2 separate regions of the Homo sapiens genome follow, and region 2 is linked to region 1. A link is a contact called in ENCODE POLR2A ChIA-PET data. All regions are on one chromosome and are shown on one strand. Each heading gives the region's core, a stretch centred on a gene start or an enhancer-like site at or near the end of the contact. The rest is flanking DNA. Distances are from core to core; before and after follow the strand shown.

Region 1 (6,895 bases), core at 615-3,114:
CTCCAGCCTGGGTGACAGAGCAAGACTCCATCTCAACAACAACAACAACAAAAGTGTCTCCCCTTCCCTGATGGAATCTGCTGCCAGGGAGAACCCACAGTCAGGGAAGAGGGTGTGGGATGCTGCTTCTCTCTTTACTTTTTTTTTTTTTTTTTGATGCAGAGTCTTGCTCTGTGGCCCAGGCTGGAATGCAGTGGCACAATCTCGGCTCACTACAAGCTCTGCCTCCCAGATTCATGCCATTCTTCTGCCTCAGCCTCCCGAGTAGCTGGGACTACAGGCGCCTGCCACCACACCCGGCTAATTTTTTGTATTTTTTTAGTAAAGACGGGTTTCACCGTGTTAGCCAGGATGGTCTTGATCTCCTGACCTCATGATCCGCCCACCTTGGCCTCCCAAAGTGCTGGGATTACAGGCGTGAGCCACCACACCCAGCCCTCTTTACTTTTTTGATAAGTCTTCCTCAGGTCAGAACCATTGGTGAATCATTCCTGGAATCATTTCCACCATTTTGAATATCAGCCCTTTGTTACCACCAGCCTCTGGTATCTCTGGGCCTCTGCCTCGGGATGAGCCGAAGAACACGGTCTCAGATGCCACAGGCAAAAATGGAAGACACTTGTTGGCCAGCTTTGCTCAAAAGTGTGCTTCTGGACATGCCATGTGGTTCTGGATCCCATGGCTCCACTATGAACCCATACCCCTGTTCTTCACCAACACAGACTGCTGGATGTTGCTGAGGTGTACTCTGCCCAGAGTTCTTTTCCCTTTCTGGGTTAAAGATGCTTTATTCTCTAGAAACAGATCTACTTCCATTCTCCTGGGTGCCCATAATGGGGCAGGGGTCAGGAGTAGGGGCAGTGAGCCACCCATCTGGTCTAGAAAGCCTGTTTTAATTAGAAGAAATACAATAAACATTCCTCCCTAAACTTCAATGCGTCACACTGCAAGTCTCTTAGTGCCCTGGGACTTAGTGTCTGAAATCTTGAACCTCTTAGAGTACATTAAAACTTCCATGTTGAACGCACCCAGAGAGATTTCTCCTTTCTCTTGGGAGCAAAGAGTTTTGGACAACTTCTCAGAATACTTCAGTCTTTGTGTTAATGGCTGGAAGTTCTTTATAAATAAGTGATTTCTGGGGAAACCTCCCCACTAGGCTTCCAGGACCCACAAGGTCTTCAGAGGTTGGGCTCAGAATGAGCATGAATCTAGCCTCTACTGTTTTTTCCACACTCTTTATCTGCCTACTTCTACTTTCTCCCACGTGGGTCTCAGTTTTCTGCCTTTGTTCACTTTAGTTTTTCTTGTCCGAGTCTCTTTTACTCACCTCTAATTAAGGACTCATTTGCTTATGGCCAGTGTCATAGCGAGCACAAGTAGAGGCCTGAGATTCAGGCTACACTGGGTTCAGATCCAGATACTTCCATTTGCCAGCTGTTTGTTTTAAGGTAAGAGACTAAACGTATCTCTTTTGTATACAGGGATAATCATTCCTACCTCATAGGCTGTTGGTTGATTAAATGAGATCTTCTGTGTAGGAAGCTTGTAACAAAGCCTGGCGTATCACTGGATACACAATCCATGTTAGCCAGTAGTTATACCACGCAGCTCACCTAAATAGACTCACTAAGTACTCAATATAGGTTTCTTAAATTGACCTGAAATAAACATTTTCCAGACTTCTGGGTTGCACTGAACAGGTTTCCTCTATCACCCGTATCTAAGTTAAAATTTAAAAACCAGAAGCTTGAAAGTTGAAGAGGGACAGGAAAGAAGGCAATGAAGTCAGCGGTTGCTAGAAGCCTAGACTGCCTTTGGCTCAGTCCAGATTTGAGGGAAACCTGGAATTATTGCAATTTCATCACAGCAGCTGGTCCAAGCTAAACCTGCCAGAACTGCTTAGAGGCCAGATCTGGATTGCAGTGATAGCTGGGCCCTGCTGAGAAGCAAGAAGAAACTATTTATCTGGCATTTTTTTCAACCCCAACCAAGAATTTTCTTTGGCTCAAGATGCTGTTGGGACCGGTTTTCATTTGCATGGAGCTCATTTGAGGACTGGTGCCTCTGACAGCGGAGACTTCTTAGAAAGACTTCCATCTTCCATCCCCCTGCCTCCTTTCCACGTGTGCCTTTCCCATGATTCAGAAATAATTATTCATCCAGGAAAGCTAATCCCTGGGTCTTATTTGTACCTGGATTGTGCCAGAACCTCATGTATAAGTTCTCTCTGATTGAGCTCCACACACAGCCTGTGCAGTCCTGGGCATCAGCAAAGATGGCCACCAAGGAACATTTGCCCTCCTTCCAAACTGGCAACCTCCATCTAACTGAACCCATGTTAACTGATGTGGCACATTTTAATACATTTCACTGTTTCAAGCTGTGGCAGCAAATTAGAGTGGGAATCTTCTTAACAGCTGCTTCTAGAGTGGCTGTCTGAAATCTCTGCATCCTTGACTCTTTTCTGCCAGCGAAAGAAAGATTTGTCTATGTATTATACGTCCTGGAGGGGTTTCATGGCAGTTCTGTCTGGACTAAAATGTCACCATTCTGTATTATTATTACATAGATTCTGCATTTTTTTCTTTTTTTCTTTCTTTTTTTTTTTTTTTTTTGGTAGAGACAGGGTCTCAGTATGTACCCAAGCTGGTCTTGAACTCCTGACCTCAAGTGATCCTCCTGCCTTCGACTCTCAAAGTGCTGGGATCATAGGAATGAGCCACTGTGCCTGGCTCACTTTTCAAATAAGTAGCATTTGAGGGTGGTATCAATATTCCAGGAATAGAATAATGAGATGTTTTTTGAGAAAACATTCAGAATGTATCCAATCAGATCAGCATTTTCTGCTTCAAGCAGTCACCCAATTCCAGTGACATTGCCAGGAGCTGCCTTAAGAAGCCTGTTGTATTTCTTTAGTTTGCCATTCTTTGACTAGAAGTAGTCAAAGCTAAGCACAAGAATGGGCTTTGCTTTATTGTTGTCATGGTGAAAGATTAGAAAAAACTTAAATGTTTATTGATAGGGAAGTGGCTAAATCAATTATGACACATTCAGTCAATGGACTACCACATAATCATTTAAAAAGTATGAGGCAGTTAAGAATGATCAACTACCCAAAGTGATTTATAGATTCAAAGCAGTCCTTATCAAAATTCCAATGGTGTTGTTTACAGAAATAGAAAAAAAAAAACAATACTCACATAGAACCACAAAAGACCCCAAATAACCAAAGTAATCTTAAGAAAGAAGAATAAAATCAGAAGCATCATACTTCCTGATTTTAAACTGTATAACAAAGCTATAGTAATCAAAACAGTGTGGTTCTGGCATAAAAGCAGACACAGACTAATGGAACAGAATAGAGAGACTAGAAACGCATGCATATATGGTCAACTATTATTTGATGAGGGCACCAAGATTACAAAATAGGGAAAGGAAAGTCTCCTCCATAAATAAAGTTAGGAAAGCTAGATATTGATATGCAAAAAAAGAGAAAGAAATAGAATCTTTATCTTACACCAGCACAAAAATTAACTCAAAATGGATTAAAGACTTAAATATAAGACCTGAAATCATAAAACTCCTAGAAAAAATAAAAAAGAACAGAGAAAAAGCTTCTTGACACTGGCCTTAGTAACGATATTTTTACGTATGACACCAAAAGTAAAGGCAACAAAAGCAAAAACAAATAAGTGGGACTACATCAAACAAAAAAATTTCTGCACAGCAAAGGAAACAACAAAATGAAAAGGCAACCTATGGAATGAGCAAAAAATATTTTCAAGTCATATATCTGATAAGGGGTAAATACCTAAAATATACAAGATATTCATGCAACTCAATAGCAAAGAAATCCCAAATAATCTCTTCTAAAAAGTGTTACAAAGAACTTGAATTGATACTTTTCCAAAGGAGACATACAAATGGCTAACAGGTACATGAAAAAGTACTCAGTATCACTAATCATCAGGGACATGCAAGTCAAAACTACAGTGAGATGTCACCTCACACCTGTTAGGATGGCTATTATCAAAAAGATGAAGTAAGTGTTGTTGAGGATGTGGAGGAAGAGGAATCCTTGTATACAGTGGGAGGGAATGTAAATTAGTACAGCCATTATGGAAAACAATATGGAGGTTCCTCAAAAAACTAAAACTAGAACTACCATGTGATCCAGCAATTCCACTTCTGGGTATATATCTGAACGAAGTTAGATCAGTGTCTCTCTGCACTCCTATGTTCGTTGCAGCATTATTCAAATTGCCAAGACATGGAAACAAATGGATAAAGAAAAAGTGGTATATATAGACAATGAAATATTATCCGGCCATAAAGAAGAAAAAAATTCTGCCATTCCTGACAGTGTGGATTAACCTGGAGGGCATTATGTTAAGTGAAATAAGCCAGAAACAGAAAGGCAAATATTGTATGATTCCACTTATATGTGAAATCTGAAAAGGTCAAACTCATACAAACAGAGTAGAAGGATGGTTGCCAAAGGCTGGGGGGGTGGGGGAAATGGGGAGATGTTGGTCAAAGAGTACAAACTTTCAGTTATAAGACGAATACATTGTGGAGGTGTAACATACAACATGGTGACTACAGTTTATACTATTGTATTGTACACTTGAAATTTGCAAGTAGAGTAGTCCATAAGTGTTCTTACCACATACGCACAAATGGTAACTATGTGAGATGATGATGCATTAACTAACTTGATTCTGGTAATCATTTTACAATATATACGTATGTCAAATCATCACATTGTTCCCTTTAAATATATACAACATTATTTGTCAATTATACCTCAATTCGCTGAAAAAAGAAAAAAAAGAATGAGCACTAAGTGTTGCTATGGACCGATCTCTGAGAAATACAGTTAAATCTGGAAATATACAAGAACTTGCTTGTATTCTTTCTAGTGAGGAGAACTAATGGCAAGGAGTAAGGACAGGGAGAAGATATTCTTGTCATCATCTAATTTTTGTATACTTTGAATTTGGTACCTTGTGCATATTTCTCATGCACAGGATGATTAATTTTTCGAAGAGTAAGAGTCTATCTAGTCCAAAAAAAAGACAGTTGAACTAGCTATGTAATTCAAACAATTAAAATCATAAGTGCTCTCATTTTCTGAGCAATTACTCTATATCAGCTTCTGTGCTAAGGCTGCTTACTACATATTTTCCTCTGATTTTCTCCTCAAAGACATCCCATCAAGTAGATTTTACCGTCTTCCTTTTAGAAATGGGGCACTGTGACTCAAAGAGTTTAGGAAAGTTGCCTGAGATTACACAATCTGCACGAGGCTAAACCAGGATTCAAATCCAGGTCAGACTAACTTTTTCCACTGGCCCCTGGGGGCTTCGCATGGTCAAACATTCAATAAGACTGTGCCTCCCCCATTACTCTATCCCCAGAGCTTTACAGAGTGCTTGGCACACAGGAGGTGTCCCATATGTGCTGACTGAATGATAAACAAAAAGCAAAACAGAGCAAGAGTGTAGTAATTTCCTTAAAGGAATTTTACACAGGTTGGAGCATCTTGGAATTGCAGGGTCACAGCCCACTGAGATTACTTGGAAGGCAACAACCTGAATTTGAGTAGCTACAGTTTGGTGTGATTGCTTAAAAAAAACTACTCACATTGTTTTGAATCACACCTCACAAAGCCTCATTGCTTCAAAATGCCTTTCTGGTGGAAGATGATTTCAAACAAACCAAAGGATGTGATTTTCATTAAGCTACACTTGAAAATAGCTGTTTTCCAGATGGGATCATATGAATAAATAAATATCTCTTTTGTTTTATCTTCTGTTTTTTCTTCATGATTATTGGAAAAGTCCAACAACCTTGGTGATTCCTTTCAGGGTGAATTTGGGACCCAAACAGTTAAGCAACCAGCCAATTTGCTTCCCTGCTGCCTCCCAGCCAAGGAGATGAATGGAATGCACATGAGGTCGCTTGGCAGGCATCCACATTCCTATGGGAATGCTGCAGCAGCCAGAGCTTTGGGACATGAAGAAGCAAATGTGTGGGAGTTATGGGGCAAACTGCAAACAATCCAAAGTCCCGAAAAAATGCATGGAGCCTCTTTGGCCCAAGGATGCTCTGCAGAACACCGGCAAAGACCCTGCCCTTGCTCAAATCAATGATAGAGGCAGGACTCGGCACTGCCCTGTTCTTTCTTACTGCTGCCAAGGCCTTGAATCGTACAGGCCACCTCCAGGACTACTGTGGATGTGAGCCATTAAAAGAAGCTCAACAAGGAGTTCCATTTCTTCAGCTGATCTTTATACTCGTTCCTTTTTCTCCCATACTCAAGGAAATTACCTTGAAGAATTTGGCTCACCCCCTTCTTCCTTTTACCTTCCCCATCCCTGTCTTTGTCCTTCCCCATGAAAGAGGGCTTGAACCCAATGACATTTTCATTTTCTTCAACTATTTCCCTTGTGTCCTTTAAAATGCCCTCTAGGGACCAGGTGAGCTCACTCGAATTCTGCATTACAACTCCCTCCAGCTTTTAGAAAAGGCTACATCTGATCAACAATGATGGTGATATGGTGGAAGGTGGACTTTTCATTTAAAATTAGAAACCACGATCCTCACATATTTTCCCCCAAAGAGCAGTTCCTAAGTTTTTTGTCACCACATTAAAAAAAGAAGCTCAAGCCTAGAGTTGTCCAACCAACCAGAGGCCTCTGGGTCTCCCCCAAACATCTTTTGTGCTAGTCATGCTGAGAAATGCTTCCTACTGAGAGAAGGGAGCCCTGAGTTCTGTTTTACCTTCTCACTAAGGTGACTATGGTACATGGGAGTCATAGGCATTTTAGAAGCATTCCCTGTGGTGATTCTGGCTATGAAGACTGCTTTCTCTAGCGCCATTACACTAGAC
Region 2 (6,400 bases), core at 2,449-4,948, 150 kb after region 1:
CACTTTCACCATCATCCTTCGTTGTTGTTCTTCTTCCTCCTAAACTCTGAGCCCTTGCGGGATACAGGCTGTGACTTGCACATCTTTATATTCTCAGTGCTTTGTTTATAATAGACCCTCAGGATATATCCATTGGAATGAGTGAATTTGGGGCCACTGGAATTCAGTTATTGCATCCCTTGGAAAGCTTGGTGAGTGGTGCCCAGCATGAATTGACCTGCAGGAGCAGCCATCTATTGCCTGTGCTCTTGAGTTCTGCTTTTTATTAAAATTCTTCCCTGCTATAGTTGGAGATCCCCCTCACCTCTTTTTATAAAACACAGGCTCATGGGGTAGTGTAAATTTGCACAACCATTTTCTAAGCAAATTGGCTAAAACCCTAAATTCCCTAGAAGCAGAATGGCCCTGGATGTGCTTTTAAAAAACAGCATGGATTTTAGAACATGGAAAAAGTTATGTTAGAAGAACTAGACTCCTACCAAGTCAGAGATACATATATTTATTTCTTTTTATGGTTATGTTTATTTTCTTTTTATGGCTGAGTTGGCGTTGTGTTTGGTTTGTGTTGGGAGCTCCCCTCCATATACCTAGGCTAGAGGAAGATGACGAATGTATTAGACAAGCCTTCTGCCAAGCACAGGAAGAATGCATCTTAGCCGTTCAGTTTGGTATGTGAAATTTGCCGGAGGGGCCACTGTTTTCCTTCTGAGAAGTTAGACAGAGTTGAAGTGTCTGAGGCCAGTTCACCCCAGTCATAGTAACTGTACAGCTGAGAAAGTCTTGGTTCTCTCTTCCAGCCTCCTGGCCAGTCAACCATGTTCTTCTGTCTCAGCCACTTGCAGCAGCCTTTTTGCCTCTGTGCCTTTGCTTCCACCGGCATCTGCCTGGCGTGCCACTCCTGACGTTCCCCAACTATTGTCCAGCTCTTGCTTCTTTCTGAAGAGAGGAATGTACATCATTTTACAGAAGCCTTCCCAGCTCCAACAGCATAAGAAAACCAAGCCTTCCTTTTATTCCCTTAGTCCTCCATACTGCTGCTCTGTGTTGGCATTAATCACGTTGTCGTCTGCGTGTTGGATTTACCCTATTGTCTCTCTCTGAGCCTCTTGAGGGCAGGAACTGGATTTTATCTTTGTATCCTGCTTGGCATGCAGAAGCTCTCAAAGTGTGCTTGCACAAGTCAAAGGATTGGGATGGGATGATAATAGCTAACATTTACCAGGTGCTGTGCTGTTTTATTCATAGAACTGGGTCTTGGTTCTGGTATTGCTTATTCATTTTTGGCATCTTCAGATTAGCTGGAAGGGTATTGCTACACTGTCAAAAATAAAATACAGTGAAATTTATGCTAATGAAAACATACACCGTGTGTATGCCCAACTCTGTGCTTTGCAAAGTAGACATTCAATGGCTATCTCTGGAATGACTGGATTAATGAATGAGTGAGTGGATGATTGAATGGAAAGAGACTCCATCCTCTGGGAAGGAAAGAAGAATGGAATGGGCTTGACAGCCATACTACTCTTAAAGCTGAACTTGTTGCTTGGCTGGAAGGAGGGATGAGGCAGGAGCTAAGCTGACAGAAGCACTCAGGGAATTCGCATATCCTCTTTCTTGTGATTTCTGTTTTAGGGAACCAACAGGTCTTTGGTACCATCTCCCATTTTTCCAGACCACAAGCTTTTATCTTGTTCTTCAGAATCCTAGAATTTTGCCACCAAGTTTCAGCCTAAAGGAAAATACACTTGTAGCATGCAAGTTCTCACCTCAAAACCTGCGTGAAAATAGTCGGTGTCATTGTAGAGTGATGCAGTGCAGAAAGGGGCCTGGGATGCTTCACCCGGAGAATGAAAGTCCCAAATCTGGATCCCATTTGCTCTTACCATCCACCTTGATAGGAGTGTGGGTGTGGCACCTGTCACCATTCTGCTTGCATTTGTGTGAGTTTATGCCAGGCAAACATGAGTAAAACCAATTCCTTCCAACACTTGACACATAGATAAGTGAAGAAAATTTTATCTTACATTGTGAACACAATGGCAGGTAAGATTGCAGGAATGATGGTTTGTGTACAAGCTATTAATAAAAGTTGTGTGTTGCATATACAAACTTTGCTTTATTGTAGATGGCCTTTTAGTTCGGTGCTATACATGTAATATTCAAAGTGTACATTATATTACCATGTTGTCTTTTTACTTTTATGAGTTATTTGTAATGTGGATAATAATTCTTAGTTCACATCACATTTTGCTGACCACTCAAGGAAAAGTTGAACTACAAATATTTCAAATGAGGTGATAAATTACTGTTGGGTTCTTAATTGTCTGACAAAGAAACTCCATTGTTCTAAACCTTTCAAATATAGTGTGATTACCCTCGTTTGTGTGTCTTGCTCAATTTTAAAGTATAAATAGAGGGAGTTCCATTAAGCAATACAGGCTGTTTTCTTACCATGCTTACAAGGGCTGTTAGAGTATCAATGATGAAATTGAAACTTAGTTTGAACTTGATATGCAAAACAAAATAAATTTGACTCGTTTGAAATATTGCGTAAATATGTTCCAGAGCCTGGCACCAAGTATCTGGGGATTTTTAGAGCTGACCTCACTGAACATTGAATTATAAGATACATTTTAACAGTGTTTTTGAACTGGTTGAAGAAACCCCTCTTCCATTCCCTTCAAGTCAAGTATTTCCTGATAAGAAATATTCTACATTAAAAGAGAAGTTTCCTGTTGCACTTCTTCAGGTTTCTGGGTTAGTTTAATTCAATGGATTCCTGAAGCTGCAAGTGAAAGGTTAAATAGGTACCATTTGCAACTACTTATCTGTGAATCAGAATTTTTTGAATATTGTGTATGCAGAATGAAAGAGAAACATACTTCGTTTGTGATTTAAACTATGTTCTTGAGAACATACTGTAATTTACATAATTCAGATAAATTATCTGTTTTGTATATTGTGGTTATATATAAGGTTTCCTCTGACAGAGGGTGATTTCTGCTGCTAAAGTTGTTTAAAGACATTGCCCTTGATATTTCTAGCTAACAGTGGAGCTCCCAGGTGCAACCTGCTGTGGTTGAATTGGAAACTTGTCACTGAGCTCTTTTCTTACCTGGCTCCTTCTAGGACTTTCAAGATCCTCTGGTGTGGCCGGGCCAGATGGGCTAGCCCTGATGCACATGTCCTTCTACGGTTCATGAGCGTTCCAAGCTTGAGTGGGAGAGTCAGCTTGGGCAGTGGGGGTGATAGTCATATCCTCTCACCATCTCCATAATGGGCCTCTTCTTCCAGGCAAGAGCAGGTGTTATCCCCATTTTACACTGAAGAGAAAACCAAGCTGAGAAAGGGCATGTGATAGGCCCAAGGGCATCTCCTGACCTTGACTAGCACTCTTTTCACCATGCTGTTTTACCCTCGTATGTCTCAGTTGCTGTGCCTAGGAGAAGAGTTCCAGTTTGTAAAACTCTCTCCAAATTGATGGCCAGTTGGAGATTTTTCGGAAGGCTTAAGGGAAAGAAATAGCACTTGTGGGACTTTTTTTTTTTTTTTTTTTTTTTCAGAAGCATGATGCCAGCAGAAGACTTGTTTACTTGTGGTGCTATACTTGTGCGGCTGGTGTTTATCTCACTTTCTATAGAGGAACGCAGTTGATGTCTTCTTTTAAAAACACTAGACCCGAGACCTGGGATCACCCTTCCACTCCTCCTCATGCTGTTTGCTTTGGCATTCAGCCAGCTGCCTGCCTCTATGTGTCAAAAACAAGATCTCCCCACCCAAGGACATGATAGAGCTATCTGCAAGCCATTTTAAGGCACATATTCACGTTTAATGGTGGCACTTGAATTAGTTTTCACAAAGTCTGTGCACCAGAGCTTAACTACCTCACTCTCAGGCCACCTTCTGAAACTTAGTGACATCATTCCTAGGTGATTCTCTCAAGGCTCTGCCTATTTATTCTTCATGCCTTTGCAATTCTAACCTTTTAATTTCTGCTTCTTGTAGCATAAACTGCTAGAAAGTAGGGAAGAGGGTGTCTGCTAGAGAGAGAGAGGGTGATAGCTGATAACACAGGAAAAGATAAACACTATAGTTGGCACATTTAAAAGGTATATTGAACTGGGCTCTTTAGCCCTAATTGCCTTTCTTTTTTTGGAAGGTCAGTACTATTGTCTGGCACAGTAGGACACTGGGCACAGTATGATTGTGATGTTTACAAAGCATCATACTTGTGTCTAGTCAACTCTGTTTAAGGAAACAGGAAGATTGTTAGAAATACTAAAAATTAAATGAAAAGTTGTGATGCTTGAAGTGCTGATTAGTATTCGGACTAAAGTATATGAATGAATAACAATTTTTTCTCTGCAGAGACTGCAGCATGAAATCTCATGCTACATTGACTGGTGGCAGTGGTTTTTATTTCATAGAACTTTCTTTTCTGTTGTTGAGATCTGTGCTGTTGGTGCTGGTTCTGCTTTGGCAGTTCCCAAAGTCCCTTACAGGACAAGAATGATGAGTGGGGATATAAATCTCAATTCCAGCAGCTGCTCACTCACAGGTGTCTCGGTGGAAGAATTGGGTCTTGTTGAGCCTGTAGCTTCTCTCTATATACTGCTGGGAGATGCTGCCTGTGAGTGCCTTGCTTGATATCCAGGTGCTAGGGCTAAGGACCTCTTTGTGGAATAGCCATCTTTGCTTGAGGTCTGTGCAATTGTGTATGCCTGCAGTGCAGTGCCTGGTAAGGCTTTCAAACTGTGGGCAAGAATGTAACAATGCCTGTCACTCGTGAAGAGACACAGTCGGTGAGGTGAGTATGGATTAGTGCCAAGGAAAGTTTTCTGGGTCAGAGACTTTATCCTGCTGCAGGAATTAACTCCATTGATCAAAAACAGCCTTAATTGGGATGGGGCTCGGGGGCAAATTTCATATGTGATTGGCAGGAGTCTAAACTGTATAGCTTTTCTGGAGGGCATTTTGGCAGTGGGGATTAAAGTGTCAAATGTGCATACTCTGTGACTGGACATTTTCACTTCACAGAATTTATCCTAAGGAAAGCATTGTACAAGTATACACAAAAGGGTGTTCCTCCGCACCATAATGTTTAGTGTTGCCATCACCTGGGGCTTTATTAAAAAAGGAAAAGTTACATAAATTCCAGTAAAACCATACAGTGGAATATTATAAAGCTGCTGAAGAAGATGAAGTCAACTTCTATGTACTATTATGGAATGATGGTAAAGAAATTATGTACAAAAGTCACAGATCAGCATGAATAGTGTGATCCTATTTTCAATATATATGTGTGTATTGAGTGCATATTATGTAAAGGTTTATATGCATTAATTTTGGGAGGAAGAATATCAAATGCTAATAGCGATCATCAAATGCTAATAGTGATTATGTAAAGACCCTCATTTTCTACTTCCTACTTCTCTGTATTGTTTGAACTGTTTATAAAGGTAAAACCATAGTAATTTGGGCTGGGTGCGGTAGCTCATGCCTGTAATCCCAGCACTTTGGGAGGCCAAGTGGGGTGGATATCTTGAGGTCAGTTGTTTAAGATGAGCCTGACCAACATGGTGAAACCCTGTCTCTACTAAAAATACAAAAATTGGTTGGGCTTGATGGTGTGCACCTGTGGTCCTAACTACTTGGGAGGCTGAGGTGGGAGAATTGCTTGAACCCAGGAGGTGGAGGTCGCAGTGAGCTGAGATTGCACCACTGCACTCCAGCCTGGATGATAGAGCAAGATTCTCTCTCAAAAAAAATAAAAAAAAAAAACCAGAATAATTTGATGTTTACTTTTTATAGTTTTGTTTCTTTTTTTGAATTTTAATTTTTTTTTAAAGATGTGGTCTTGCTATGTTGCTCAGGTTACACTTGAACTTCTGGGCTCAAATGATTCTCCTGTCTCAACTTCCTGAGTAGCTGATAGTTTCTTTTTCTACTTATTTATTTTAGAGATGAGGGTCTTGCTTTATCTTCCAGGTTGGAGTGCAATGGTGTGATCGTAGCCCACTGTGTCCTTGAACTCATAGGCTCAAGTTATCCTCAGCTCCCCCAAGTAGCTAGAACTACAGGTGCATGCCACTGCGCCTGGCTGATTTTTTAATTTTTATTTGTTTTGTAGGGATAGGGTCTTGCTCTGTTGCCCGGGGTGGTCTTGAACTCCTGGTCGTTAACCCAAGTAATCCTCCTGCCTTGGTTTCACACAGTGCTGGGATTGCAGTTGTGAGTTACCATGCCCAGCCCTGATAGTTTCTTTTTAGAAAGCTGATCAGCATGGGCCCCTTTTTACGTCTTTTAGTTCTTTGACTTACTGGAACTTTTCTGATTTCATTTTTTAAAAGGGACTCTTCTACCTTTTAAAAGTCCTACAACATCTTTTTCTTATTTACCT

The links. ChIA-PET counts read pairs that join two places held with the same protein, here RNA polymerase II (POLR2A).
Region 2: POLR2A ChIA-PET joins it to region 1 with 12 read pairs in H1. The contact joins two enhancer-like sites. POLR2A ChIA-PET finds 5 or more read pairs at or near these places in 7 of 52 experiments (AG04450, H1, MCF 10A and 4 more).

What each region holds. Positions count from the first base shown.
Region 1 is chr11:12,550,992-12,557,886 of GRCh38, forward strand. No RefSeq gene overlaps it. Among named protein-coding and RNA genes, the nearest start is that of TEAD1, 120 kb to the right of the region's middle. RefSeq lists a silencer at 5,811-6,105. Within about 2 kb of position 1,865, at least 2 of the 41 ENCODE cell types and tissues checked have a DNase peak (open chromatin) inside an H3K27ac peak, as active enhancers do.
Region 2 is chr11:12,703,578-12,709,977 of GRCh38, forward strand. All of the region lies in intron 2 of TEAD1 (TEA domain transcription factor 1), which reads left to right. Among named protein-coding and RNA genes, the nearest start is that of TEAD1, 32 kb to the left of the region's middle. Within about 2 kb of position 3,699, at least 4 of the 41 ENCODE cell types and tissues checked have a DNase peak (open chromatin) inside an H3K27ac peak, as active enhancers do.